Regions from separate parts of the Homo sapiens genome. Here region 2 is linked to region 1. Evidence: read pairs that join two places in POLR2A ChIA-PET (ENCODE). Cell type or tissue: MCF 10A. All regions are shown on one strand. Each heading gives the region's core, and the rest is flanking DNA. Links, peaks and the distances in the headings are about the cores only. Region 1 overlaps IL19 (interleukin 19). Region 2 holds the start of IL24 (interleukin 24).

Region 1 (15,034 bases), core at 7,035-15,034:
TTCCTGGATAGAATAACTGTGGATGACCATTTTTCTTTCCTTCTAGTTTTTTATTCCATTATCTATTTTATTTTTGTGTTCTCTATAATTTTTCCATACCAAAGCAAGGATTACTTTTCTAATGGCTGAGAAAAGAAAATGTTATTAAACAAACATAACACTCTCCGTTGTCTGGAGGTGAGGAGCCATCACTGAAGGATAAGAATGGGTAAGAAATGCAGGGAATAAACAGTGTGTGATGGGAAGGCTTCTCAGCCTTCCAAGGCCTGTTGGAGGTTTCACAGGATGTTCCTGCCAAGGGAATTCTCAAAGCTCAAAGCCATGGGGGTGGAGGCCCTGCTTCCCTCCGTCTTAAGAAGGATGTGACTTGGGCAAGTTTCAGTTTTAGCAGGATCGCCGTGTCTTCAGAGGGAAAGAATGTTCTCAACCTTGAATCTTTTGCCAAGAAATGGTCCTGAGTGTTTTGAGGGGCAAAACTGCTGCTCCTGCTGCTCACTCAAGCACTGTTACTTGATATCAGCGGATTATTTCTCTCCAGAGGCTTGGGTCCCCTGGATGGAGGGCAACCCTAGCTGTTGCCCCAGGGGGAAGGCAGGGAGGAGGCTCGGACGGAGTTAAGAAGCCTAGGTAGGCTGAGTTCTAGCTCTAGCTGGCTGCATGATCCTTCAATCATTGAGCCTTAGCCTTCCCATCTAAAGAAAGGAGGACATCTTCCCTATTGATATGGAAGATCTTCCCTGTTGACATGGAATTCCGAGTGTGAAGTAATGCTATATGTGAAAAATGCCCTGGAGATCATAAAGTGATGGACAGATGCTGTTTGTGAATGAGAAGAGTATTGGTGGAATAGAGGAAAACATAGACTCTCTTCAGTGAGTTAAGTTTATGTTTCTTGCATCTGCCGATTCAAAAACATGTATGGCATTTCCTCCTTCTTGTAGGAGCTTCCTGTATGTTATACTGTCTGTTCCTCATTTGCCACATGTTATAGATGAGAAAACTGGGGCTAAGGGAAGATAGACTGACCTGGTTTTCCCAAGATCACAGAGCTAGTAAGAGTAGGGGAGGAATTATCACCCCCATTTCTCCGGATGAGGAAACTGAGGCACAGAGAGATTAATTCATTTGTCTGAAGTTATAGAGCCAGCAAGTGTGAAAGTTATACCTGAGTCTAAAAGAAAAAAATCTTTTTTTTGAGATGGAGTTTTGTTCTTGTTGCCCAGGCTGGAGTGCAATGGCACGATCTCGGCTCACTGCAACCTCTGCCTCCTGGGTTCAAGCGATTATCCTGCCTTAGCCTCCTGGGATTACAGGCGCCCATCACCACACCCTGCTAATTTTCTGTATTTTTAGTAGAGATGGGGTTTCACTGTGTTGGCCAGGCTGTTCTCGAACTCCTGACCTCAGGCAATCTGTCCACCTCGGCCTCCCAAAGTGCTGGGATTATAGGCATGAGCCACTGCGCCAGGCCCCCTGAATCCAAATCTTTTAATGTTACTAATTTAGGGTTCATGGACTCTTGAGGGGTTCTCAGAAAGACATCAGAAGGAAAGTTTGCATATGTGTACATTTTTGTGGGGAGAGGGATTCCATATATTGAATCAACTTCTCAAATGAATCAGAAATCTTGGACCTGTAGTTGGTGCATAAGTAACTCTTTCTGTATTTAAACATTGATCATACTACAAGAAAAGCTTTAGTGATGGCAAGTTACTCTGGCACTTAAAATGTGCTTAATTGTTACTGTGCTTCAAGGCTGTGAGTCAAAATGATTGAATTGCCTTTGATGCAGCTGGCCAACTTGAATTTTTCTTTCTCCTGGCTTAATAACTCTTCAATATCTATAAGATGTCAAGATCAAAATTTTTCCTTCTGATACCACATTTTGTTTAATCTTCAACTTAGGTGCAAACCCTAGACGAAAAAAGACTGTAATTCAACTCTTCAGTAGCCAGGATTGCCTGTCTCCAACCCCTTCTGAATCTAGTTATGTTGGATACTGGGAGAGAAGCATGTAGACTCTTTGGGCCTGACCTTTCTGATTTTTCTCTGGAAGGGCTTCACTGAAGGGGCACAGAAGAATAATGTTTCTACAGCATAGATCCAGGGGCTCCTCCCCACCAGGAACCCAGCTTAGCAGGCAGGCTGTTCATGTGGAACTCGCCAAAACCCCGTGCAGGTGGATGTGCGGAAACACCAAAGAACTGCACGATTGTCCCTGCCTTTGGAAGGTCTCATTCCCTGTCATTCCTTCATTCAGTCAACAAACTTGGAGGACCCAGTATGTGCTACATTTTGAGGATAAAGTGATGAACAACACAGACAAGATCCCTGCCCTTGTGGAGTCTATATTCAAACCAGAGCTTGACCTTCAAACTGAGAGACCAACTTAAAAATGGGGCCATCTGGCCACTAACTGTTATACACCCTCTGCTTGGGACACACGGTCTCAGCCCTCCTCCACCTTCAAGTCTGATAGGAGAGAGATTTCAGAGTGGCCCAAACAATCTAAAGTAAAAGTGAACAGAGTTCAAAATAAGTCCTCAAGGGCTGAGGGGAGACCAAGGGGAAGATAATGCGGTGAGGGCACTGAGAGAGGGATTCCTAGAGGAATTGTACCTTGCTTTGAATTTTAGCCCTAAGCTGCAAATCCTAGCTAACTTCTAAGTAGATGCTGACAGCTGGCTTCTATTTGGTCTGCCATATTGAATGGCTTTGTCCCCAGGACATGGTGGAGATTTAGACAACCCAGGGCAGAAAATCCTCTAGGAAAGGAAGTCTGAACTACACCGCTGGCTTTCTGAAAGGACAGGATTTGAGGAGCTGGGATGGTAGTAGGGGAGAGGGCAGCTGGGTGGGGTTTCTTCCAGGAAACAATGTGGATGCAAGATGCAGTCCTCGTCCCTGGCCTGCCCTTACCGCTTTAGTATTTCAGATGAGTCAGCTCTCACTCTGCCACCTGCTTTCTGTAACTCTGCAGCAGGCCAGCAGCCTCCAGTCCACCCTCTCCTCCTCCCAGGGCTCTGGGGTGAAGCCCTCCCCAGGAACTCCCTGGCTCCCAGTACCCATGGGAGAAGCTCTTTTCAACTGACATGATTTATTTTAACAATAAGAGGAAAAAACCACATCCGATTTCCACAGAATTAGAGTTCCTCCTGACACGCCTGGACTTGCCAGTTGGGAAGGACACTCTCAAGCCATCCTCTATGCCATTTGCCGTTCTGCTGTTCCTTTGCTTGGAGGGAAGAGATGCCTGTTTCTATAGGGAGGAAGTTTGAAGTGAGAAGAGAGGACAAAGATTCTGTGAATGGAAAGAGCACTGGACTGAGAGTTCAGGGATGTGGCCTCCGGTCCCAGCTCCACCACTACTCAGTTGTCTGACGAAGGAAACAGAAAGTTGTGATACAATGTGGGTGACACATTGCCTAGAAAGAAGTGCCGTTGTGATACGCTTATGTTGGTGGGATGGGGGAAAGAAATAACAGGTTTGTATGGAGTGTTATGAAAGAATTAAATCTTAACCTTCCATTGGGGTAAGCTGATGGAAACAACCATAGCAAAGGACAGACTGAATATTTTTTTATTCTCTTTATAGAAAATAACAGTAAAAAAAAGTATTGACATAGGAGAAGGAAACAAAAAGTTGTCAGGAGTTAATGAATAGAAATATTATTTTTTTCTGGATTTTATGGTGTTTGTGTTATTTGTTAGCTTTTATGAATTTGTAATTTGTTGTAATTTCTTTCTAAATAAGTATTTACTTTTGTCTCTAATTTTGTCCATCTATTTTTGAATTCAATTTTCAAATTCAAAACGCTTCTCTCGGCCGGGCACGGTGGCTCACGCCTGTAATCCCAGCACTTTGGGAGGTCGAGGAGGGCGGATCACGAGGTCAGGAGATCGAGACCATCCTGGCTAACACAGTGAAACCCCGTCTCTACTAAAAATACAAAAAATTAGCCAGGCGAGGTGGTGGGCGCCTGTAGTCCCAGCTACTCGGGAGGCTGAGGCAGGAGAATGGCATGAACCCCGGGGGGCGGAGCCTGCAGTGAGCCGAGATCGTGCCACTGCACTCCAGCCTGGGTGACAGCGAGACTCCGTCTCAAAAAACAAAACAAAACAAAACAAAAAAAACAAAAAGAACAAAATGCTTCTCTCTGGGCCTCAGCTGTTCCCTCATCTGTAAATGAGAAGGGTGGGCCAGATGCTCTTTCATGTCTGGTGTAATGAAGCCCTGGAGTGGGCTGCCTATGACTGCACGCAGCTGTACCACACCCCACCTGGGTGTCTTTGGGTGAAGTACTTGGTAGCTCCAAGTCTCATCTTCCTTATCCAAAATGATGGACACAAAAATAGTATTGACCTCATGGAATAGGTGTGAAGATGAAAACAGACAATGCATATGGATGCTTCACACAGACCCTGGGGTGGCAAATGTGCTCAGTACTTGTTAGTTATTAGTGTGAGTCTACTCTTTTAGTCTATGAATTTTGTTAGAGGAACTCCTGCTTACCAGGCCTCTGGTTTAATAAAACATGACTGGAGTGACACATTTCTAAGCTCACCACCACTTATAATTACAGAAGATTGATGGCTATATAGGACATCTCCCACCAAGCCTGCAGAATGTCCAGATGTCCCAAGTACAGCCCACTTTACTCAGAGATAACGTCAATGAGCAGACTCAAGTTGAAGGATTAATGGTCACTAGAGCACCAACAGCCCCTACCTTTAGTGAGCACATCTGCACATTCCAAGTTTAATCATAGCTCCTTATAGTTTCTTATAAGCAGAGATGTTCCTAAAGGACAGGGGTTCCTCCTCCTGCTTTCTGGGCATGCCCTACTCTCTAATGGAGTAGTTTCCAATAAATTTGCTTCTTTGTCTGTGCTCCAATTCTTTCCTGTGTGAGATCTAAGAACCCACTCTTGGGGTCTAGATTGGGATCCTCTTTTCTGGCAACATCTTGAGTATGTGACCATGAGAAATGTTAGAAATTGGAGTGAAAGGTACGTAAACATTTGAACCCAATACCATTCTCTGGTTCTCCCAGAGGCACAGTAAAAAAAAGTATTGACATAGAAGAAGGAAACAAAAAGTTGTCAGGAGTTAAAGAATAAAGATTTTTTTTTCTGGATTTTGTGGTGTTTGTGGTATTTGTTAGCTTTTATGATTTGTAATTTGTTGTAATTTCTCTTTCTAAATAAACGTTTACTTTTGTCTCTAATTTTGTATTTCTATTTTTGAATTCAATTTATTTTCCCGCAGACAGGGTCTCACTCTGTTGCCCAGGCTGGAGTGCAATGGTGAAATTATAGCAGACTGCAGTCTTCAACTCCTGACCTCAAGCAATTGTCCTGCCTCCTCAACTTCCTGACTACAGGTGTGCATGAGGACTACAGGCAGGCATGTGCCAACACATGCAGCTTTTTTTTTTTTTTTTTTTCAGAGATGTGGTCTCGCTTTGTTGCCTACACTGGTCTCAAACTCTTGGCCTCAAGGGATCCTCCCACCTCGGCTTCCCAAAGTGCAGAGATTACAGGTGTGAGCCACTGTGCCCAGCCTGAATTCAATTTCTTAAAAGGACTCTCCCCACCCAATTGTATGAGCTATGCATGGCCAGATTTAGCAAATACAAATACAAGACACCCAGTTAACTTGGAATTTCAGGTAGATAAACACTGAGATGTTTTCATTGAAATTCAAAGTTAAATATGCATCTTGTATCCAGCGGGAATATAAAAAAGGAAAGTAGTGGTCAACTCAACCAGGGTTGAAGTGGGGAGGAGGAGGGGAGTGGGGAGAGGAAAGGAAGAGGGGAGAAGTTTCACAAAGGAAGTCACACTGGAGCTAGGTTTTGAACGTTAGGTTGGTGTTTACAAGGTAGGTGAGGCAGCGGGGCTTTCTAGGTGAGATGAGCCTGTGAGGTGTGGGAGATCTGCAAGAGAGATGAGGCGGAAAATGTAGGCGAAGTCCAGGCTGTGATGGGTCTGGATGCTGTGGGGAGCAGATTTCCTGCTACTGGGAGGCCCCAGGGCGTTATGCTGGGAGTTTTAGACTGGAGAGTTCCAAGACTGGGTTTGCATTTTAAAAAGTCCACCTACCTAGGGAAGAGTGGATTGTTCAGGAGAGGAATGGGGAGGCATCAGTTGGGCTCTTTCCATTACTATCCCTCCATCCCATCACCACTGGGGCTCTTTCATAACATTTGAACCACAGAGCCCATTGACATAAGATGTGTCACCCAGGGTCTGAGGCTTTGAACAGACTTTGACCAAGATCCCTGTGGGCAAAAAAGGAGGAGGAGAAGGAAGTACAGGCTGAAGTGGCATAGGTGCCCAATGTGGATTTGTGCTTCCCTCCCCAGGAGCACAGGTGTGGCCAGTTTGGATTTCCTTAAGTCCTCAGCTTCCTGGGTAATGACAAGTCAGAACAGCATGGCTTGGGAGAGTTATGTCACCTCCTCTGCTGAATGGGCTTGAGGTTCCTCACAAGTCTAGGTTCCTTTCCACTCTACCTAATCCTAGAGTGAAAGGGCAGCATGGGGTTAGAAAGGGCGCTGAGCCAGAGGTAAGGAGATAGAGGTTTGAGAGCAGTTGTGCCACTTCCTTGCGGTGCCATGGAGGGCTGGTTCACTTCTCTATTTCTTCATCACTGTAATGTGAACATTGAACTGAGTTATCTCTGTTATATTTTCTGACTCTCATTTCCAAATATCACAATAAAGGAGAGCCAACCCCACTGAAAATGAGGAATAAAAGAGAGAGAAAAGATAAAAAAACAAAAACAAAACAAAGGAGAAACTTCTTTAGGTTTAAATTTCCCAGTTCTTTTTCTCACCTTTTTTTTTGTTTTATTTTCAAAGCTATACAGAAGTTCACACATATCATTATGATCTAGATATATTTACCAAGACATTTAAACATTTATGTATTCTGTTTTAAAATCCCTATTAGCTTCCCAAATAAAATACCCATCCATCATTATCAGTTTTATATATATATATATATTTGAGATGGAGTCTTGCTCTGTTGCCCAGGCTGGAGTGCAGTGGTGCGGTCTCGGCTCACTGCAAGCTCTGCCTCCCGGGTTCATGCCATTCTCCCGCCTCTGCCTGCCGAGTAGCTGGAATTACAGGTACTGCCACCACGCCAGGCTAATTTTTTGTATTTTTAGTAGAGACGGGGTTTCACCACATTGGCTAGGATGGTCTCGATCTCCTGACCTCGTGATCCGCCCGCCTTGGCCTCCCAAAGTGCTGGGATTACAGGCGTGAGCCACCGCTCCTGGCCTACGTTTCTTTTTTTACAAATTCGTTCTCAGTCATACTTCTTCGTGTTTTATAGTCCTCATAATGATAGGTTCTTTCTCAAATCTAACCAAAATTACTCATATAGATCTAATACATTTCATCTAAATCCTGCAATGGGCCACACATTGCTCAAGTCCATGGAGCCTCATTCCCACAGAAGGCAATAGGCATGGTACCCTCTGGAATTATGCAATTTTTGTATGCGCTCAAGACTCAGTACTTAGGAATGGCCAGGATCCACTCTTTTAAGGGAAGGAAATTGCCCTGGCATCATTATGAAAAATTCATGAGGTTGGAGTGCATGTTAGGCGGGGATAAGGAATTGGAAGACATGAGAGAGTTGTGTCCAGAACATGTCAAACTCAAAGCATTCTCCATTCTGGCTCGCCAATCTTCCCTCACATTCTTTCTGCTTCCCTACTCAACAAGTGGAAAATTGAGCTCTGATATCTCAATGGTGGGTCCATTGGTCCCAGAAGTCCTAATTCTAAGGCAGATGCAACCTTGTGTCTGGAGACCAGATTCATAATTGAATTGCAATCCTGGGAAAGATGCCATTCTATCTCAATCTATATTCTTATTTTTGATATTAGGGGTCAGGCAGCAAGGCTTAAGATGAAGAGAACTTATTTCTTATTGTTCCCCCTTCTTCCTGATTTAGGAGCTCTAAAGGGAATTATAAAATTGATAATAAATGTCATTTTCAAGTTGCTTATTATGCGCCAGGTACTGTGCTGAGGAATTATGTGTAATCACTTCATCTTCATGCTGCGCCTACATGGTGAACGTGCAGTAGGCATGATGTGTACCATTTTACAGATGAGTAAACAGGCACTGAGATTAAGTGGCTTGCCTTCAGTCTGACAGCCATAGAAAGCAGAGCCAGTCAACCCAGCTTCCAGTACCAGCGATTATGGTACACCACATGCTGGAAGAGGAGCTATAAACACATCACTTATTTCCCTTCCCCTGCAAGCTTCCTGATATGACATATCTGCCCTGAAATGAAAGCTAGGTCAGAACATATAGCCTGAGCACAAGGGGTGAATGTGGGGTGAGACTCAGCATGGACAGTGTTGCAAATCCCCTTACATGTGCAGCTGGGCTCTGAGCTGCTATTCTCACATGTGCAGAGGGACTCCGAGCCAGGCAGCTCAGGCCCTGCTGGGAAAACAGCACCCACCTCCCTCCATCCCACCCCTCTGGGGGAAACAAGGGTGGGAGTAGGGGAGATTCCCGAGGTCAAGAGTAGCTCTTTGCACCCTCTCCAAAGGAGCAGAAAGATGTCCATTAGCTCCTAACAAAGGTGTCTTCTCCTTTTCCAGGTGCCTGGCACACAGGATAGAAATACATAATATTTATTAAGGAGTACTTACTATGACACAGGTCCTTTAGCTCATTCAAATCCTCACAGTTTTATTTTACCTATTTTATGGAGCTTCAGAAAGGCTTTAAGTAGCTTTTCCAGTGTCTATAGACCTAATGCATTTCATCCAGACTCTGCAATAGGGCCACATATTGCTCAACTCCATGGAACCTCATTCCCATAGAAGGCAATAGGCATGGTAACCTTTCTGAGCAAGGCAGAGAGGGTACCTGCCTGGCCATACCCTCGTCTTATTTCCTTAATTGTTTTCTTTCTTCTTTAAGATATAGCTGATTAATCATTATTATGAAATGCCTCTTTCTTCTGGGTCTTGACATGCAGCTTCTAGGAAAAATGATAAACTCCCCATCTCCATGCAAATGAGATTTTTTTTGCAATTCTATGTTCATACAGAAAAATCCAAGTTAGGTCACTTTCCTGAGAGCTGTGGCATGCTACCAAGAAGAGAAGGGAGATAAGGAAGAAGAGAAGAGAGTGAACCAGGGTTTAAATCCAGAACTACGTTGTGAACCACTATAGTCTACCACTTCCCTCAACACTTACCATTTTATTATGTCCAAGATGCTGGACCACAAGACATCAAGTCCCTGGGGTTTCTTTCCCTTGCACCTGTCCCGTAAAAGGCCCTGATCTTTCCTGTCCCTTTTCCTTCTCTGCCGGTGCCCTGTGGCCCTCTCTGTCTCCCAAATCTGGCTGCAGGAACAGGGTTTGTACCAGCCCAGTGGGGTCTCATAATTGCACCTCATCCCAAGGTCACTTCATTTGGTTAAAAATAAGCTCCATTTATTCTGGGAGTCTGTGTTTGGGGATGTCAAAAGACAAAATTACAACACATTTAGTTTAAAGATCTTAATTGGCTTTTATTTGCAATTCTAGAATCAGGCAACATCCTATTTTATAAAAATAGAATGAGTGGTCCCATGAGCTGACAGAGGAGAGTGGTTTTGTGGGCAGACAACTGCTAGAGGAAGCAGAAACAGAGAACAAAAAGCAAACTGGTCATTTAAAAGTTACTTTCCTTGTAAAGGTTAGAGCAGAGGAGACTTCCTTATACGCTGGCTAAAACTGGCTTGTTTCAGGATTTGGCTATTATCTTTCTCTCTCCTGATTTCTCAGAAGGTTAGATAAACAGTTTAGTTTCAGCTTGGTGGTGTGGAACTTCATTCAGCATGAGCGACTCCATTTAGGTTTGGCCTATTGGCCTAGTGCAGTAACTCAGTCCAAACCAATTACCCCCTGGAAATTTTATTTAATGGGAAGAAACTGTTTATACCCTATCTTTTCATTGCCCCAAACCTGATCCCTAGAGAACTTCTTGGTAAAGAGTTTATGTAAAAAGGTAATTTAGTTAGAGAGTCTTCTAGCCCAAGAATAAGGATTTCAGGTCCTGGCTCTGCCACTGGCTGATCTTAAACCTCTCTTCTTTCCAGTCTCATTTTCTCTCTCTCTGCATTAATCAAGAATGAGAGAACCCTCCAGGGGACAAGATGAAGGGGAAATAGATGATGTGCAAAGAAATCCTTGCTTTATGAGGGGAAAAAGTGTTCCTCATGAAGTTCAACAAAATGATGCAGGTAAAGCAGTTAGCTAGCACCTGGCACATGGCAGACACTCATAGCTGCCTAAGGCATTGGAGAACTGGATCGTGCTGCAGCCAGAGGCACCTGCAGAGCCTCATGGGCTGGCTGCTGCAGGGTGTGGCTGATTGAGAGTGCTTTTGTGAGTTGGCCTGCAGGGTACACTTGGTAACGTGCCACAGCTCTCAGGAAAGTGACCTAAGTTGGATTTTTCTGCATGGACATAGAATTGCAAAAAATTCTCATTTGCATGGAGATGGGGAGTTTATTTTTCCTAGAAGCTGCATGTCAAGACCCAGAAGAAAGAGGCATTTCATAATAATGATTAATCAGCTATATCTTAAAGAAGAAAGAAAACAATTAAGGAAATACAATACTAAGAAAACAAGGGGAAAAAACAATCTCCCCAAGGTGGATCCACCCAGCAAACCTTGACAGCATTTCCTCTTATCCACCTGAATAAAAATGACCAGCCCTTTCCAAATGGCAGAGAGCACTGAGAGGAGACACAAGGAGCAGCCCGCAAGCACCAAGTGAGAGGTGAGGCTCACGCTGTCCGTCATCAGGGGCTCCTATGCACCGCCATCCTAGCCCTCCTCCTTCACTGCCGCAGGGAGGTGACCTGTTACCATTGTGTATGGCTATGATGTTCCAGATGCTGGGCATTTGGTAGAATGGGAAGGGGTACTCTATAGAAAAGGTGAATTTTCTAGTATCTTATTTTCAACGAGAAGAGATAGAGAGTGGGAAAGAAGGAGTGAAGGAAGGAAAGGTCAAGGATTTAATGTCTTTACTATTGCTTTTTTGTTCCAAGAACTGTGTTGGGCACTTTATAATGTGTTATCATTGTTTAATCCTTTGCAATGTGAAATATCTTTTTAAATGTAAGGAGCATCACTGGTTCAGAAATGGGTTCCTGTCTGTCTGGTGTCAGGGGAGCTACTGGGATCCCAGGCTATGATGTCAGAGGGAAACAATGTTGTAAGTGGGGTGGAGTAGCAGTAAAGACAGCCAGCTCAGGGACTGGCCCGCCTTCTCTCAAACCCTGGCTTGGGCAGGTTACTTCATTTTTTTGGTAAAATGGGAACAGAAACAGAGCCTACTTCATAGGGTGGTTGTGAGCATTAAATGAGAAAATTACGTAAAATTCTTGGGACAGTGCCCAATGCACATGGCACGCAGGATAAATGTTACTTACTACTAATATCTGAATTAGCCAAGATGTCTGGAATTGCCTCACCAAGCTAAGGGAGACATCTTTCTCCTCCACAAAATGCGCAAGTCTCCTGGCATGGGATGAGCAGGCAATATCTGCCTGCTTCTGAGAGTTACCTTGTCAGAAGAAAAACTGCACTCTCTTTCTTGGCTTTCTAGAAGCACCCCAGTAGCGTTCTGAGGAGACAGAGCTCTGGGGGACTCTCTACAAACTTCCCTGGCAATGGGGCCCATCCTTGTTTAGCCAGAAAGAGAGGTTGATAAAAGAGGAAAGGAGCTCTTTGGCTTAATGCCTGCCACGTGGTAAGGTCTTGACATACACCTGTCTATTCCCTGGGAATGATGCCCAGTTAAGGAGAGACAGGCAAAAATGGTTTCTAAACAGGATTTGCTGTTTCTGGCTTTCCAGAGGAGCTGGGAATCCTGAGGAAGGCATGGGGAGTGGGGGCAGCTGGGGTTCACACTCACACGTGTGAGTTACAGCAGCTTTAACTATAGCTCTACAGTCCTCGCAGCTGGCTCCCTGTGTCTTATGCCCTCCTCTCCTCCACGGCCACACACGATACACTTACCTTGGCACACACAGCTGTAAATGGGAGATCTCAGTGGGCACCATGCAAAGTGCATAGCAGAGGGCTGCTCTCGTCACATGTGTTGTCATAAGACATGCGTTAAGGCTAAGCTCTATTTATAAGCTTGTGAAATGTGGGTGAAAACAGAGATAACCCCATAAGCTGTACCATTATATTTTACGCACTTTTCTCTGTGCGCATTATGTGGCACAATACAAAGTGGTTAAATGAAGAGGCAGCAAGAAAGACAGAGGCAAGAAGGGTAAGAGAATGAGAAGCGGTGGCAAACCTCTCAGGGTCTGGCCCTGGCTATGAAGCAGCTAGCTGCAAACATGCCCCTCATACCCTTTGGCTCAGCAGGTGACCGACGGGAAGTTGCCAAGCTGCCCTCTACCTTTGGCTTCTTCCCCTAGCTCCTTATTGTGGCTAATTAGTTCTTGAAGATGCCTTGTGCCTCCCTTTCCCATCTCTCCAGAAGGTGAAATCTCCACAGCTGGCTTCAAACAAATGATTTTAAGCAGATACACTCTTGAGGTTTATAATAAAAGGGTGTTACTTATTTCAGGGGCAAACATCAAAAACCAAGTGTGTTTTTATGGTTTTTCACATCTGTTGCCGAATTCCTAGGGCATCTTACCAACCCTGCTTTTCCTATTTAATTTATTAAAAACAATGCTTTTCACCCCTGTTGACAAAGTAGGCTGTGTTGAGTCATAGGAGAGTGATATGCATACAAGTATGCTTCCTGGGACTTAAGAGAGTGGTGTATCGTGTTTTCTGGGGTGGAGGTGGGGGCATGGGGTGAGGGTGGGGAAGAACTCATATCCAGTTGACTCAAGAAAACCAGAGGAGATACATACCCCTGTAACTCCTCAAGGCTGAAGTGTTTAGTGTTGTTTTCTTGTATTCCTCCCGGCTTGCCTTCGAGGCTGGAAAGGAGCGTCAATCAGGGGTCTTCTTTTTCATTGCCCTCCACTCTTGGCTGGACAGCTGACTTCCTCTCCTTTCTGCAGGCATGAAGTTACAGTGTGTTTCCCTTTGGCTCCTGGGTACAATACTGATATTGTGCTCAGTAGACAACCACGGTCTCAGGAGATGTCTGATTTCCACAGACATGCACCATATAGAAGAGAGTTTCCAAGAAATCAAAAGAGCCATCGTGAGTATGGGTTGGTGTAAAGGTGTGGATGACGGAGTATCCCTCCCCTTACATCTTAGCTTGAAAATGAGTTCCTTCTCATTGCCTTTTGCATCTCAGAAGAACATAGGATACCGATTGCTTATGTCTGTTCTTATGTTTCCCTCCACAGCAAGCTAAGGACACCTTCCCAAATGTCACTATCCTGTCCACATTGGAGACTCTGCAGATCATTAAGGTATTGGCCTGTGTCTGCTTTTTCCAGTATTTTTATCTTCATGTCTAAATGGCTCTGGGCTGAGAAAGAAATCCCTACCTTGTCCCCTTCTCTTTCCTAATCTCCAATGTACTCTAAATGCACCAGGCTTCTTTGTCAGATGATGTGTTAGGGCACGCTAGTGTCCCAGGGATATGTAACCCCTGGGAGGAATTAAAGAAGTGCTGCTTCCTAGAGAGTGATTGGGGGTGCCAGGTGCTCAGAGGGGACAGGATTTCTGTGGCTTGGGGGTAATTTTGGAAGGTCCCATGGAGGTAGCTAAGAAAACAAACGGTGACTTAACCCGAGGAGGTTGTAGATCAGTGAATAAGAGGGAGGAAGGAATTTGGGCAGGATAAGATAATGGGTGTAAGATCAGTGAAGGTCGGACATAGAGGTGACCAGGTTTGTGACCCAAAGGACATATAAGTGAGTGGTGGGAGATGAAGTGAAAAAATACCCTGGAGTCATTTTATAAAGGTCCCTGGAGCCAGGCTGAGCCTCAGGCTTATAATACAGACAATAGGCTGGGTGCAGTGGCTTATGCCTGTAATTTCAGCATTTTGGGAGGCTGAGGCTGGTAGGATTGCTTGAGATCGGGGCTTGAGACCAGCCAGAGCAACATAGCATGACCTCGTCTCTACAAAACAAAACAAAACAATTATCAGGGCATAGTGGCATGCAACTCTATTCCCAGCTACTTGGGCGGCTGAGATGGGAGGATTGCTTGAGCCTGGGAGGTCAAAGCTGCAGTGAGCCATGATTGTGTCAATGCACTCCAGCCTGGGTGCCAGATTGAGACACCCAAAAAGAATAAAAGAATGTGTGTTAGGGCATGCTAGTGTCCCAAGGACTTGGAATCCCTGGGAGGAATTAAAGAAGTGCCGCTTCCTAGAGAGTGATTGGGAGCTCCCAGTGCTCAGAGGGGATTAGGATTTCTGTGGCTTAGGGGTAATTTTGGAAGGCCCCATGGGGGTATAAAAGAATAAAAGAAAATAATAGCAGCAATAGAGAGTCAATGAGATTTTTGAGCCCAAAGTTATATGATCATAAATTGTTTTAGAAAGACAATCTGGTGCTGTTCTTACAATGGACAACGTGAGGCAGGAAAGCCAGTGACAAGATCTGCCCAATCATCTAGACAGGAGGTGATGAAAGTATGTTACAAAATAGCTGGCTTACCAGGTGATCATTCATTTTACAAAAAGGCCCATGAGAGATGCCTTTAAAAGAGAGCTCCTCCAGTCCTGGGAAGTATTCTAGACAGATCCAGTTTTGGGAGGGATTTTGTATGACAGAGTGTAAGGTATATTTGTATTGAGTTACTTTTTTCTCAGGTTTCTCTGCATACGTGAGAGACACACACACACACCTCTTCATAATTCTTCTAAGCAGTGATTTATTTGTGGTGAAGAGATGTAGCCACTTACTAAATAATATTCTAGCCAACTGTATTATAGACACAGAAGATATGACAGCTAGAAGGGACCCAAAAGACCATCTATTCCAAAACCATCATTTTCAAATGAGGACAGTGAGACCTTGGGAGGGAGCATGACTAGTTAGTGGCAGAGTTA
Region 2 (15,260 bases), core at 7,261-15,260, 62 kb after region 1:
ACCACCAGTGGGGTCACACATGGAGCTTGCAATAGCTAGCTCAGCCAGCCCTGAAAGCACAGACTGCCTCATGGGCTTGGAAGAAACATCCCTTTGAGAATTCTCAAAACACTCTAGGGACAGACTCCCCAAGAGCCTGCTATGTTTATATGAGCAGATGGAACGACAGAATTTCAAGATTTTTTATTTCTAATTTTTAATCACAGGCTGTGGAAATATGAACATTCAGGTTATGCTATTCCAAATTACTTTTATTATTTTATTGTGGGAAAACAGAATTCAGTTAACTAGGATTAAGCAACAAAATCCACTTCCTTGTGGGATCATCTCTCTGGGCTAGGAAGAGGGATGGAGACTTTTCAAGGCAGAGATTGCTCCATGGAGGAAAACACCTTCTCTTCATTTTCATGAGTAATAAGTTTCCCAAGAGGATATTTTTTGGAAGTTGAAGGCAGAATTTAAATGGAAAGCCCCACCCACTGTTGCTGGAAGCAACTTCTCTTCATCCTTTCTTTGACTTTTGATGCTTCCCTGGATCTGATTATTTAGCGGTGGGCAAAGGCTGGAGATAAGAAGCCAAAAGATAAGATTTCAGTGTAAGAATTCACGTCATTTTCATTTCAAGTACCATATATGAGCTTTTTCAGGGACACAAACTCTAGTTGCTCTTATTCTGGGGCAAGCTCGGACCTGCCAGGCCTTAGCCTGCCTTTCTTTGCCAGTTTTAAAATCCATGTAGTAAGTGTGTGTGCTGTAAGTCTTTGTGTGTATGAGTGTGTGTGTGTGTCTGTGTGGCTGTTGGCTCATCCTAAACTTTTTACTGGCATCTTAGGCTTCTGCAAGTAGAAGATTCTCTACATTAGGAGTCCCCAACTCCTGGCCCACAGACCAGTATCCATCTGTGGCCTGTTAGAAACCAGGCTGTGGCCGGGTGCAGTGGCTCATGCCTGCAATCCCAGCACTTTGGGAGGCTGAGGCGGGTGGATCACGAGGTCAGGAGATCGAGACCATCCTGGCTACCATGGTGAAACCCCGTCTCTACTAAAAACACAAAAAAGTTAGCCGGGCATGGTGGCGGGTGACTGTAGTCCCAGCTACTCGGGAGGCTGAAGCAGGAGAATGGCCTGAACCTGGGAGGCAGAGCTTGCAGTGAGCTGAGATTGCGCCACTGCACTCCAGCCTGGGCAACGGAGTGAGATTCCTACAATTAAAAAAAAAAAAAAAGAGAGAGAGAAAGAAAGGAAGGAAGGAAGGAAGAAACAAAGAAAGAAAGAAACCAGGCTGCACAAAAGGTGAGTGGTGGGTGAGTGAGCGGAGCTTCATCTGTATTTACAGCCACTCCCCATCCCTTGCATTCCCACCTGTGCTCTGCCTTCTATCATATCAGTGGCAGCATTAGCTTCTCATAGGAGCACAAATCCTATTGTGAACTGTGCATGCGAGGGATCTAGGTTGCATGCTCCTTATGAGAATCTAATGCCTGGTGATCTGTCACTGCCTCCCATCACCCCCAGATGAGGCTGTCTAGTTGCAGAAAAACAAGCTCAGGACTTCTAGTGATTCTATATTATGGTGAGTTGTATAATTATTTCACTGTATATGACAATGTAGTAATAATAATAAAAATAAAGTGCACAATAAATGTAATGTGCTTGAATCATCCTGAAACCTAATCCCCCAACTCCTGTTTGTGGAAAAATTGTCTTCCATGAAACTGGTCCTTGGAGCCAAAAAGGTTGCAGACTGCTGCTCTACATCACCCCTACCAGGAGCGAAAAGCCCTTTTCTGCAGGTCAGCTTTCAGTCTTCCATCCATCATCCCTTACAGAGCTTTCTTCTCATTATGTGACCCCTAAGTGAACTGAGCAGCCCATTGCTAAATCCCAAAGTGGTCAGCATCATGCTATAACCTGACCTCACCCAGTTGAATGCATCATTAACTCCATGTTCAAGGAGAAAGCAATGCTTTCCATTAAAGAAGGAATTTGAGAATCTCTGTGACTTATAATGAGTTGACTAACTAGCATATAGAATCAAAGTTTACCTATAGCAGAGTCTAAATTCATTGAGCTTTCTGGAGCTTTATCTATAGCAGTCTAAATTCATTTGTTCCTAGCAAAGTCTAAATTCATTCTAAACACTTTTAAAGTGTTTAGAATCCTTCTCCCTTCTAACATCCCTTCTGCATTAGTCAGGTTAGCCTAAGTTATGCTGTAGAAGCAAACAACTCCTTAATGTCTCTCAGCAGCATATTACAACAAAAGTTATTTCTCACTTATTTTATATATGGAATAGATGTTAGCATGGGGACTCTCCTCATCATGGGTACTCAGGGACAGGCTGCAGGAAATGCTATCATCCTGTAATAATGCTGCCATCTCAACATGGCAGGGGATGAGAGAGTGTGGACGATTGTGTGCTGGCTCTTAAATGCTTCCTTCAAGCATGACATGTGTTTCTTTCACTTATATTTCACTGGTCTAAACAGCCACATGGCCACGTCTAACTTCAATGGAACAGTGAAGTGCAATTTTCCTGTGTTCCAAGAAGTGGAAGACTATAAATGTGAGCGAACAACTGTAATGTCTATCATACCTTTAAGTGGATATCCAGCCTTGAATACCTTCAGGTTTAAAAGTCTTTATTCTTGCGGTGATATTAACCTGCCAAATGCAGATTTCAAGTCATCCTGAACACTTCTGACAGCAAGTATCTTACTCACGATTTGTTTGTTTATTTAACAAGCTGCTACACTGTGCTGAGCAGTGTGAGCAAAAGAGAAGAACATAAGATCTGTTCCTTTGCGGTCCCATGATCTTAGCCCAGGAGAGAAAGAGAGAGAAGACTAAGTGCCACCAAAGAAGTTCAAATTGCTACATTGTTTAGAGGTGACAGAAATTCCTTGCAGCTTTTGGGAATGGCTTCAAGGAATTGGCCTTGAAGTACTGCTAAAAAATTTTTAATGTAAGTCTCAACCTCTCTTTCTAAATTGGTGTTTGTAGAATTCTTTTATTCTTTGTTTTGCAAATACAAAATAGCTTAAAGATGAAAATAAAAGCCTGCCAAGCCTGTAATCTTATTCCTTCAAAATAAGCATTCTTAAAAAGGTGTGTGTGTGTATTACACATATGTACACACACATGCTTGTATATGCATATATGTATATGTATACATACATATACATGTAATCTGCTTTTGACAGTCAGCAACATATGCCATGTTTCTATGTTGAAGCAATAAAGGGTGGCTAGTGTTTGGCTGGTGGCAAGAACATTTCAGATCCAGCCTAACAGAGGCATAGAGGCACGAGGTGAAGATGAAACGCTCAGTTTTGCTGGTACCATGGTGTGTGGAAGTGTAGAAGAGAGAAAGCTGGGAAGGTGAATGGATTGGGTCTCAGAGAATGTGCAGTGCCAGGTAGGGGAATTTCAACAATTTTCAGTGGGCAATAGTGAAACTAAAGATTTATTTAAATTTACAACAACTTTTCTAAAAGCCTTGCATTTTGTATAACTTGGAGACTACAGTTAAGCTATAGAGAAGGAAAACTCCCATGATCTCACCACTCAAAGATAATCTTGTTAACATCTCAGCATTTATATTTCTAGCTCATTTTCAACACTTTTGCCCATTTTATCTTTTACAAAAGTGGGATCCTACTGCATATGTCATCTGTAACCTGATTTTTTTAAATCTAAAATTTTATAAAAGTTTTTTTAAGAATGTAAATATAAATTATTTTGAGTGGTGGAATAGCATTCTATTACATGGACTTTTACCCATAGAAATAACCAATTAAAGATCACACAAAAGGAAAAAGCAATTGAATTATCCTCCTCCTTAAATACATTTCATTTACCTGGTTTTGAAATTAAAAATTGATTCATGAACATTTAATGAACATTAATTTCATGAACATATACATTCTATAAACCCCTCCCACCCACCCAGCATACTGGTTTGCAAAAGTAGAACAAAAGAGCAATGGGTTGTGGGGAGAGGAGGGAGGAACTTTCCTTATCAGAAACCAAAAATGATTTGGTGGCTGAGGAATAATATGATCAGACTTGTGCATTTAGAAGAATCTCCTAGATGAGGGACAGGGATTTTAAAGGGGAATGAAACTGGAAGAGAGTCTATAAGATAGACGGGATAGGGATCATTTTCCTTCTTGGACAGAATGAGGCACGTGGCACAGAGAAAGTAAGTGGCTTGTTCAAGGTAGCAGGATATGGCTGCTCTAAGGATAAGACTATGATATCCTCATCCACAGATCCAGAACTCTCTCCTGTGCTGGCCTAATCGCAGATTCTGTTTCCCTGGCTTTCTATGTCCAGACAGGTGGTCATAGCATCACTTTTTGGGTTTTTACTCTTACGCTGGGAACACGTGCAAAGCAGATCAGTATTTAATAATGCCATTGGATGCAGGCCACATCTCAGCCTGTGGCCATTGCCTGAGCAAAAATGAGAAATATTTGGCAAAGATCTTTGGGCAAATAGCCTGGGAGACAATTTGACCTTGTACATAATTAGATTTGTGAACCAGTCTAATTACATAGTAGTAATTATACGACTAGACTCACACCAGTACTTTCCACCACCAAATGTGTGAGATTTTTTCTCACACTAACCAATTCTTCATTCTCGGTGGACACCAAATGGATGGCTACAACTCAATTAAAGTCCGACACTATTTACCAGGGGATAGCATCAGATCCCACGGGTTAAGGGTTCAATCTCACAAGACTGCTCCCATTTCAGACAGCAATGACAAGTCCCAGTTATCACCTGTGCTTCTGACCGAACAGCCATAAATCGGAGGTTCCCATGACACCGTCTTCTGGTTTGATCATACGCTAAAATGGCTCACAGAAACCAGGAAAATAATTTACTTATCAGATTACCATTTATTATGAAAGGATACAACTCACGAACAGCTAGATGGAAGAGATGCATTGGGCAAGGTATGTGGAAAGGGGCACAGAGCCTCCTTGCACTCTCTGGGGCACCCCCCTCCCAGTACCTGCATGTGTTCACCAACCCAGAAGCTCTCCAAACCTCTTCCTTTAGGGTTTTTGTGGAGGTTTCATTACAGAGGCATGACTGATTAAATCATGAGGCATTGATCATTGACTCAGCCTTCACTCTCCCTCCTCTTCCTGGAGGTGGGATGGGGTGGGGTGGGGTGGAGTGAGTAGGGCTGAAAGCTCCAACCCTCTTATCTCATGGTTGATTCCCTGGCAAACAGCTCCCATCCCTAGGCTATCCAGGAACCCCCAGCTGTCAGTCACGCGTTAGCATAAAAAAGACACTATCATTGGTGAGATTCCAAGGGTTTTAAAAGCTGCCAAGAAAGGGAGAGGGTTATGTCACACCAGTCAAATAAAATTCACTATTTCAACAAATGCTTACTAAGCTCCTGTCCTGTGCCAGCTTCTGAGGGGAATTCTGACATGGATAATACTCAGTTCTAGTGCCCAGGGAGTTCACAGCCTGGTGAAGGAGACACAACCAGGGTGCAGGGAAGGATCGCCTGGGTGCCATCAAAGGGGGACTAGCAGCACTCCTAGGAGCACAGGAGAGGGGAGATTAACACTGTCCAGAAATCCGAAAATCTCTTTGTAGGTGTGGAGAGTGGACCTGGATAGGAGGAAAGGGAGGGTGCTATTTTAGGAGTACAGTAGTCTCCCTTTATCTGTGGTTTCACTTCCTGTGATTTCAGTTACTGACGTCAACAGTGGTTTGAAAATATTTATTACATGGAAAATTCCGGAAATAAACAATTCATAAGTTTAAATCGCGTGCTACTCTGAGCAGCGTGATAAAGTCTCGTGCCATCCCGCTCCGTCCTGCCTGGAACGTCAGTCCTCCCTTTGTCCAGCGCATCCGACTGTCACAATACAACAGTGCTCATGTTCAAGTCACCCTTATTTCACTTAGTAACAGCCCCACAGCACAAGAGTAGTGACGCTGGCATATTGTTATAATTGTTCTATTTCACTATTTGTTATTCTTGTTAATCTCTTTGTGTTTAAACTTCATCACAGATATGTATGTATAGGAAAAGAAAAGACATCGGATACATGGGGTTTGGTACTATTTGCAGTTTTAGGCATCTACTGGGCATGATCCACTGATCAATGGTCTTGGAACGTGTCTGCCATGGATAAGGGGAGTCTACTGTATTGATTCTGATTAATGCCTGAGAATGGGATGTTATTTCATTCACACGGAAGCCTTTTTCCTTTCTTCCATTCTTTCTTCCTTTTTAAAAAAATCTCCTTCAGAAAAAAAAGCAACCCTGGATATATGAGACAGGGGGCAGGGTGACACAGGGGAAATAAACCACAGTCCTTTACCTGGATCTACTCAGAAGACTCTGTAGCTACTATTTCCCCAACATGTACCATGCCATGTATTTATTTGAATACTCATGTCCTTGTGACTCAAAGTTGATGTTCTACAGGTCGTGGGAGGTCCAGGATCCTGACTCTTGGGAGGCAGTTGCAGTTCAGAACTGGCTTTCTCTTGTGGTTCTTTTTCCTGCAATTGTACAGGAGGCTTGGCTTAGAAAGTGAGACCCTGGCCCTTCTTCTCTCCCCCCCATTCCTGTCTGCAGCCCTGTGGGATCAGTAGCACCCTAGGTCCCCTTGGGAGCCCTGAAGTTGTATTTACATAGCTTGTTCCCATTGATTTGCATGAATTATTACACGAAAGAACAATCAGTGGTCCTCTTTCTTCTAGCGGCTTCCAGAACCACCTGCTCTTTGGTCCTGTCCAGTAACTATGTGGATGCCGAATGTGGAGGCTACCAGGGTCTCCATCAATCACCTCTCCCGGCTTTATTTTTGCTGGTGAATTCCTAGTCAGGCTTCAAATTTCAGATCGAATGTCACTTCCAATGGAAAGCCTTCCCGCATCTTCCAGCACTGTGCCAGCACTGAGGGAGATTCTGCCTCATCTTGCTGTTGCCACAGGCTCCATCCTTCTGCTAATAGCACCTGTCTTAGTTTGCTTTTGGTTTCTTATAACAGAATACCTGAAATTCGGTAATTTATAAAGAAAAGGAATTTATTTCTTATAGTTATGGAGGCTGGGAAGTCCAAGGTCAAGAAGCCACATCTGGTGAGGGCTCTCTTGTTGGTGGAGACTCTGCAGAGTCCCGAGGTGGCACAGAGCATCATATGGAAAGGGGGCTGAGTATGATAGCTCAGCTTTGTCTTCTTCTTGTTTTAAAGCCACCAGTTCCATTCCCATGATAACCCGTGAATCCATGAATAGATGAGTCAATCTGTAAGGGCAGAACCCTCAAGACCCATTCGCCTTTTAAAGGTCCCACCTCTCAATACTGCCACACTGAGGATTAAGTTTCAACATGAGTTTTGGAGGGAATGTTCAAACCATAGTGGTACCCATGACACAGTGTTGCCATTTATCTGTTTGCAAGTGTATCTCCACTCTACTGAGTCATTAAAGCACAAGGACTGTGTCTTAATTTATTTTAAAATAGCTTTTTAAATATATAATTTACATACCATAGGTTATCTGTTTAAAGTGCACAGTTCAATTTTTTTTTTAAATATAGACACAGAGTTGTGCAACCATCACCGTATCTAATTTCAAAACATTCTGTTACTCTCCAAAGAAACATTGTATTCCTTAGTAGTCACTCCTTTCCTCCCACCCACCCTATTCTTAACTCTCAGCCCTGGGCAACCATTCATCTATATTCTGTGTCTATAAATTTGCCTTTTCTGGACATTTGACATAAATGTTTTCATAGTAATTTATTTTTTGTACACTCTATTCTGCCATTCAGTAGGTGCTTAGGAAATGTTTGTTCGATGAATGAATGAATGTACTAAAGATTGAGAAACTGCTTGGAAGCATGGCACCGGGGAAAGAACACTGGACCAAAAGCCAGAAGACCTGCACTCTAGGCCTGGTTATGTCATTTATTTATGTGACTTAGAGAAAATCACTTGACCTTTCTGACTCTCAGCTTTCTAGTCTGTAAAGGAGGGATAATAATATCTGCCCTCCTTATTTCAAAAGTCCACAGTAAGTGTCAGATGAAAAAAATCACTTGGAAATATTTTGTATAGCTCTAAGCAGGCTGTACAGATGTAAGAATAATTTATGTTTGTGTTTACTCTCATCCCTTGAAATGCCTATAAAAATAAATCACTTATTACACGAATGACACAGGGAGAAGGAAGAACGACAGAATGCCAGTCTAAGGAGATCAACCAGTGGGATATGGGCTCCTGGAATGACTGCAGTTAACTCAGGGAAAAGAGCTAACAAATGCCCTGGTTATCCCATATCCATTACCACATGCATTTCCCAGCCAAATGGGAAGATAAAAATCTGTTCTCGAGTGAAAATTAAACTCAATTCACTGGAAGAAAAATGATCATATAATTTCCTCTTATCTTTTTGCTCTTAGGAAATTCTAGTTAATATGCTAATTACTTTCTGTTTTGCAGGGCCTTTGCATCCATCGCAAAGAGGGGAGATTCAGGTTTAAGAGTGAGCTCTTTATTGCCTCACACAGAAGTGGAAGTGGAGAAGGAACTCTGGTCCATGGTGGCTCAGTCTCTTTCTCTCCCTTTAGGTTTAGAGGACTTTGTAGGGGGAATGTGAGTATATTTATTTCTCAAATGTGAAATTCAGGCTCTGCAGAGAGATATACAGGACAGAGATAGGATAAGATTATTAGAATAAAACCTCTGAATCTAATAAGGAGTAGTTTGGAGGAAAAAAAAACAGTCTTGTATGTGAAGATTTATCTTTAGATAAACTTTTCTTCCACCCAACATTTGTAAAACTCCCCAAGTTCCATCCTTTCGTAGAGGTTAGCAGAGCCTCAGACCTTGGTCTGATCCAGGAGAGTTTGGATAAAAATATATGAATCTGGACAAAAGGGCCAGCCCCACTTCCTTCAACCTCTTAAAGTCTGAGACTTGGGGCTTTCCCAGAGGTGGGCCAGTGAGCCAGGTCTCCCCACTGTTTCCACCTGGCCTTTGGGCACTGCCTTCCAACTTGTCACCTTGTTTTTCCCATTCCCCTGATCATCTGATCAGCCTACTGCCTCCTTTCCCAATAAGGTCATGTTCTTCTCTTCCTCTGCTCCTATTCCAGCTATTTCCCCCATAGCCACTGCTTCCTTCTAATCCAGGGTTTCTTACCCTCAGCACTATTGACCTTAGGTCATATAGTTCTTTGTGATGAGGGGCTGTCCTGTGGCCCATAGGATGTTTAGCAGCATTCCCAGCCCATTCCACTAGATACCAATAGCACCTCCCAGTTATGACAACCAAAAATATCTCCAGACATTGCCCAGTACAGATGGGCATGAAGTATGAAGTATGAAGTATGAAGTATGAAGTCACCTTATTTAGATCCCCTAAACCAGTCCTTCCTCCCTTCATCTGGAGCTCTTGTTTATTAAACATTTACCATGGAGAAGACACTGAATTAAATCTTTCATGCGTTTTATGCTGATGGTTCTCAAAATTTAATGAACATAAGCATCACCTTGGAAGGTTCTTAAACTACATATTCTAATTCAGTCATTTTTTCGGGGAAGGGCTTGAGATTCTACTTTACTTTTATTTATTTTTTTCGAGACAGGGTCTTGCTCTGTCACCCAGGGTGTAATGCAGTGGCAAGATCATGGCTCACTGCAGCCTTGACCTCCCAGGCTCAAATGATCCTCCTGCCTCAGCTTCCCGAGTAGCTGGGACCACAGGCATGTGCCATCACAACGAACTAATTTTTATTTATTTTTGCAGACAGGGTCTTGCCATGTTGCCTAGGAGGACCTCAAACTCCTGGGCTCAAGCAATCCTCCCACCTTGGCCTCCCAAAGTGCTGGGATTACAGACGTGAGCCACTGTACCCAGCCCAAGATTGTACATTTCTAACAAGGTCCCAGATAATGCTATCACTGCTGGCTCATGGGCCACACTTGGTGAGCAAAGCTGCAGGTCATCACATCCTCATGGTCTTATGAGGACTCTATTTCACAAGTGAGGAAGGTGAGCCTCAGAGGGCTCATATGTGGCTCGATCACCTTTTGAACCCAGGTCTGCCTGCCTCCAAAGCTTGTACTCATAACTAGATTCTCAACTGATGTTGGGCCAAGGTTCCTAGGTTCTCTCCTTGACCTTCCTTCTGAAGTAATAATGCTATGATAAGCTCATCGGAGGCTGAGGCCCAGGCACATGTTTGCCTGAACTATCCATGTTATATGATTCCTTCCTCAGACAGAGTGAGCTACTCACGATCCCAGGTGTACCCTGAGGCCAGCCAAGGTGTATCCATGACCTCATGCCTCTGTTCCAGCCTGCCCTTTAACAGCTCATCCCACCTGCCTGCCCTCCCCGCCTATCTGCAGACAGTAGTCTAGGATTTCAGCTGCCCTGGGGGCTCATTTTCCCTCTCAGCTTCCTGCTTTAGCTGTCTCCTGCCTCCCACTCACCTATTACTCCAGCACTCTCACCTGGTCTTCTTTTCTGTCTCATCACTGCCTCTTGACATCTTTATCTCATAGTAGTTAGTTAGGGGTTCTTGGTAATGCCCTAAATCCACATGGTGGGAAGGGGGGAGTGGGGGAAGAGAGTGCGCTGTGGGGCTGTGCCTACTTCTGGAGGGTAAGACTCGGGCCCTCCAGGAACAAAGGATTCAGGCTGGTGGCAGCTATAGCCAAGCAGACTGCTGGCCAGGGATTGCAAAGGAGTATTTTGTTTGCTTAAGAAAATAAACAACACTGAGTATGAGATGGAGGGAGGGGGTGTTGGTGCCAGAGAGATTGGGAAGAGTCTGCCAAGGGTGTGTTCTACTCACTCTCCTCTTTTCTTTCATCTCCACTGAGCTGGAGGCAGTTATCCTGTCCCCCACGTCACATTCCTACTCCCGTTTCCCATGCCTGGACCCAGGTTGGGCAAACTCTTCCTGTAAAGAACCAGACAGGAACTATTTTAGGCTCTGTGTGCCATATGGTCTCAGTCACAACTACTCATCTCTGCCTCTGTAGCACGAAAGCAATTAGCAACAATATGTCAACAAACATATGTGACCCCATGAAAACTTTATTTATTATGGATACGGAAACCTGAAAATAATGTCTTTCTTTTGATTTTTTCCCCAATCATTAAAAAACGTAAAAACTACTCTTAGGTCGCAAGGTTAAGCCATTCTCAGCTTAGCAGTGGCAGGCTGGATTTGGCTTGTGACCTACAGTTGGCCAATCCCTGATTCCCAAAATGTATTCCTCAGGGATGTGGGCAAATACTTATGGGAAATGCTGGATTAAACAGAGTTAAGAAGCATCAGACATTTCCAGGACGGGCTAGCACATGCCAGGGCTCTCTAACTGACCTCATTAGGATTCATCTGTTTCATGGAGGATCTTGCAAGACAAGAATTCCTCAAACCTAGAGTCTGAGGACTGTGCTTTGGGAAACACTGCTCTGCTTGATGCCCTCACTGGGCACATGGTAGAATCTAGAGCTGAGTGCCTTGCTAGCTGGAGATAGGGTCAGAGCTCTTGACTGCCCTGGCAGTCTTGACACATCACGCTGTCTGTGTCCCCTGAGTGGTTCAGAGCCACACAGGCCAAGACTAGCCCACCAGAGCACCAGGCCTCCCAGCTTTCTGGGCTTGTCCATGCGTACATTTCCTTATTCTTCCTGGTTTCCAGAACCTAAGGAGAGGCACATTTTGGTTGAGTGATTATAACCCTAGGGACCATGGGTAGCTGCATGTCAGGAAACACTCCTCAACTTCCTGGCCCTGATGGATTAAAGGAGAGGTACTTACAGGTTATTTCTTCGCTGTGGACTACTGTCCCAGCATGAATAGGGCATCATTATTGAATTATTTTGACAGGAAGGAGACTGGTGTATGCTGCACAGTAATAATGTATTTACATGTGTACAGAGTTTACCAAGCACCTCTGTGTTGTTTTTGCCTCTGTTTATTACACTTGCCCTTGGGGGGAGGTGGGACAAATTTTTTAAAAATTTATACATGCAGAGACTGCAGCGCAGAGAAGCTAAGAGACTTGCCCCTGCCCACACAGCCAGTGGTAGAGCCTGAACTCAAACCCAGGTCTCATCTCACCTCAGGGGCTGCTTTCCCCATCGCTGTATTGTCCTTAAAGTGATGGGTGACTAGGCAATGAAGTAATTCTCTAGGAAAGCATGACCAATTTCCCTTTCTCCACCTCCCTCTTTTTCCTCCACCCCTCCCCCATCAGCCCCCATATATATGCCCAAATCTCCACAAAGCCTTGCTTGCCTGCAAACCTTTACTTCTGAAATGACTTCCACGGCTGGGACGGGAACCTTCCACCCACAGCTATGCCTCTGATTGGTGAATGGTGAAGGTGCCTGTCTAACTTTTCTGTAAAAAGAACCAGCTGCCTCCAGGCAGCCAGCCCTCAAGCATCACTTACAGGACCAGAGGTGAGCATGGGGGATTCTTGGTTACTTTTTTTTGAAGGACTAGACCTCTGCTTTATTTGTGAAAAGGGGTCAAGGTGGGGACAGCAGAAGTCAATTTTTTTGAGTGTTGATGTAGGGACAAGACATGACTGTGATGAGGAGCTGCTTTCGCCAATTTAACACCAAGAAGAATTGAGGCTGCTTGGGAGGAAGGCCAGGAGGAACACGAGACTGAGAGATGAATTTTCAACAGAGGCTGCAAAGCCTGTGGACTTTAGCCAGGTGCGGTGGCTCACACCTGTAATCCCAGAACTTTGGGAGGCTGAGGTGGGCAGATCATTTAAGGTCAGGAGTTCGAGACCAGCCTGGCCAACATGGTGAAACCCTGTCTCTACTAAAAATACAAAAAAAAATTAGTTGGGCATGTGTTTTTGATATTTTCAGATACAAAAATCCCAGCTACTTGGGCGACTGAGGCATGAGCATCACTTGAACCTGGTAGGCAGAGGTTGCAGTGAGCCGAGATCATGCCACTGCACTCCAGCCTGGGTGACAGACTGAAATTCTGTCAAAAAAAAAAAAAAAAAAAAAAGCCTGTGGAGTTTGAAAGAACAGAATGAAAAGACATTGAGGGAGATGCTAAAGCATAGCCCCCGTCCCCCGTGACCCATAACCCAGGGGTCGCCGCCTCCCTAGCCCAGGTACCAGCAGAACCGGGTCTTCTCTGGTCTTCCTCCCGGTGTAGGGGTGGGAGGCAGTTTCTTTAGGTGTCAGACCAGTGCCTGCAGTAAGAAAGGTTCTTAAATGATTGTGTAAAGAAGTACGAAAGAAAGGGAGAAAGTAAGAAAGGGAGGGAGCGAGAGAGGAAAGAAGGAAGAAAGAAAGGTAAGGAGGGAGGGAGGGAGAGAGGGAGGGAAAGGACAAAGGGCAAAGAAGGCAGGGGGAAAGAAATTCTCTGCATCAGTTATAATAAATACATAATGGCGTTAGGTTCCCCAGCTTGGAGGCTCTTCACTCAGTCCTTCCCAACTGGCACTTCAGAGGAAGGCTTTAGAGATGATTCATCTGGAAATCTGATGCCTCTCTCTCATTTGGTTACTAAAAAAAGTGAATTTTTAGACTCAAGAGTGAGTGGTTAGTGGAGGTGGCATAGTCTGTGTGTGACCCTGACCTGCCCTCTGTGCCCCTCCCTGGGACCAGGATTAACCCCTTGCTCCCTTGTGATGAGGAGTGAGGGACAGCCGTCTCCTGGGGAGGAGAAAAAGACCTGCCAGCCTATGTGTGCCTAGTGGCTTCAGGGCAGAACTTGGATAAGCACATGTCTAGTTCAGCTCTTTGTTTTCCTGGGTTTGGGCTCCCCAGACGTGGCACATTAGAACCTCCCATTTCTCCACTCTTCTGGGTCAAATTCTGACTCGCAGGTTGTAGGCTAGAGAGAACTGCGATGGAGAAGGAGGAGGTGCAGGGCGTGTGGGTGTGGACGGGCAAGGTGGGGAAGAGCAGGTGGACAGATGGCAAGACGAGCGGCCTTAAGTTTGAGGGGCAGAAAGACCCCTGCTTCACCCCCACTGCACCTTAGCAAGGCTGCCGGTTTGCAATAGTCTCAACTTGCCCATTGGAGAGTGCTCGAGATTGGCCCGGGGAGACCCTCGGAGCATTTTCCCAGGGCATGTAACTCTGGGTCAGAGGGCCGGCCTCACAGGCTGCCTCCCTTTCTTTCAGCAGACCCTTCTGCCCTCCTTTGCTGGCGACAGCCTCTCAAATGCAGATGGTTGTGCTCCCTTGCCTGGGTTTTACCCTGCTTCTCTGGAGCCAGGTATCAGGGGCCCAGGGCCAAGAATTCCACTTTGGGCCCTGCCAAGTGAAGGGGGTTGTTCCCCAGAAACTGTGGGAAGCCTTCTGGGCTGTGAAAGACACTATGGTGAGTAAAGTGCTGTTCTGGACCCAGTCGTGGGGGTTCCTGGGGGCAGTGGGCCAGTGGGGCGAGGGGATGCTATTTTATGATTCTGGAGTCCTTCACAGCTTGCTAATCAGTTTCCAGTTTCCCATATAATAACTCTGTGAGGTCAGAAGGCACCACAAGCCCCATTTACACATGAGGAAATTGGGGCTCAGAAAAAATGTGGGCAGCCTCGAGTGAAATAAGCAGTGCCCAAGGGAAACCATGAAGAGAGCTAGATTCATCCAGGCTTCGTCCCGAATAGAGTCTTCGGCTCTAAATCTGAGAACTGGAATGAGTGGCTGGGCTGTGGAGGAAGCTCCAAGGGCAAGAGGCAGCTCTAGGGTGCAGGCTGTCCTCCCTCACATCCTGCTTCCTCACCACATGGAATATGGAGCCAAAATCCTGCCCATAGTGGTTCTTAAAGCAGATAGGCTTATTTCCTCCCATCTCAAATGACCAGAGGCATCAAACTGCTTCCTTATCAAATCTATGTTCATGCTCTAAGAATAAGAAGAACTCCTGGGACTCCATTTGCTCCTGGGGGGCCAAGCTTAGTCATTTTCGTGGCTGCAACCTTGTCTCCCCTCCCCATGGGCCAGCTCAGCCCAGTCCTTCCTGGGTCCTCTTTTGGTCCCTCTGGCCTTTGAGATCTCACAGACTAGATAGATTTAGGGGTCTAGGGAAGCAGCACATATTTGCAGAGTTGGTTTCTATGCTGACCCCTAACCTGGAGACGTCTTTTCTTTCTGTTTGCCAAGCAAGCTCAGGATAACATCACGAGTGCCCGGCTGCTGCAGCAGGAGGTTCTGCAGAACGTCTCGGTAATCAGACCTCGGGGACACCACCCTCTGTGGGACGGGTCTA

What was found. ChIA-PET counts read pairs that join two places held together with the same protein. Peaks named below come from ENCODE experiments on the same cell type or tissue, not always from the same donor. Only the 100,000 strongest peaks of a DNase experiment are listed, where the experiment ranks them.
Region 2: POLR2A ChIA-PET joins it to region 1 with 15 read pairs; 7 of 35 experiments call an interaction of 5 or more read pairs at or near these places.

What each region holds. Positions count from the first base shown.
Region 1 is chr1:206,823,585-206,838,618 of GRCh38, forward strand. IL19 (interleukin 19) reads left to right here. Exons shown (of 7, transcript NM_153758.5): 3 at 13,077-13,222; 4 at 13,374-13,439. The coding sequence starts at 13,079. Among named protein-coding and RNA genes, the nearest start is that of IL20, 35 kb to the right of the region's middle. RefSeq lists a silencer at 8,183-8,402. In MCF 10A, for the core only: no CTCF peak of the experiment used is centred there; a DNase peak (open chromatin) is centred at 11,387.
Region 2 is chr1:206,885,141-206,900,400 of GRCh38, forward strand. IL24 (interleukin 24) reads left to right here and starts at 12,303. Exons shown (of 7, transcript NM_006850.3): 1 at 12,303-12,475; 2 at 12,591-12,736; 3 at 14,180-14,375; 4 at 15,155-15,217. The coding sequence starts at 12,693. It overlaps LOC105372879 (a long non-coding RNA gene), which reads right to left and starts at 10,978. Exons shown (of 2, transcript XR_007066836.1): 1 at 10,854-10,978; 2 at 169-562. RefSeq lists an enhancer at 4,964-6,163. In MCF 10A, for the core only: no CTCF peak of the experiment used is centred there; DNase peaks (open chromatin) are centred at 7,681, 10,361, 10,891, 13,511 and 2 weaker places.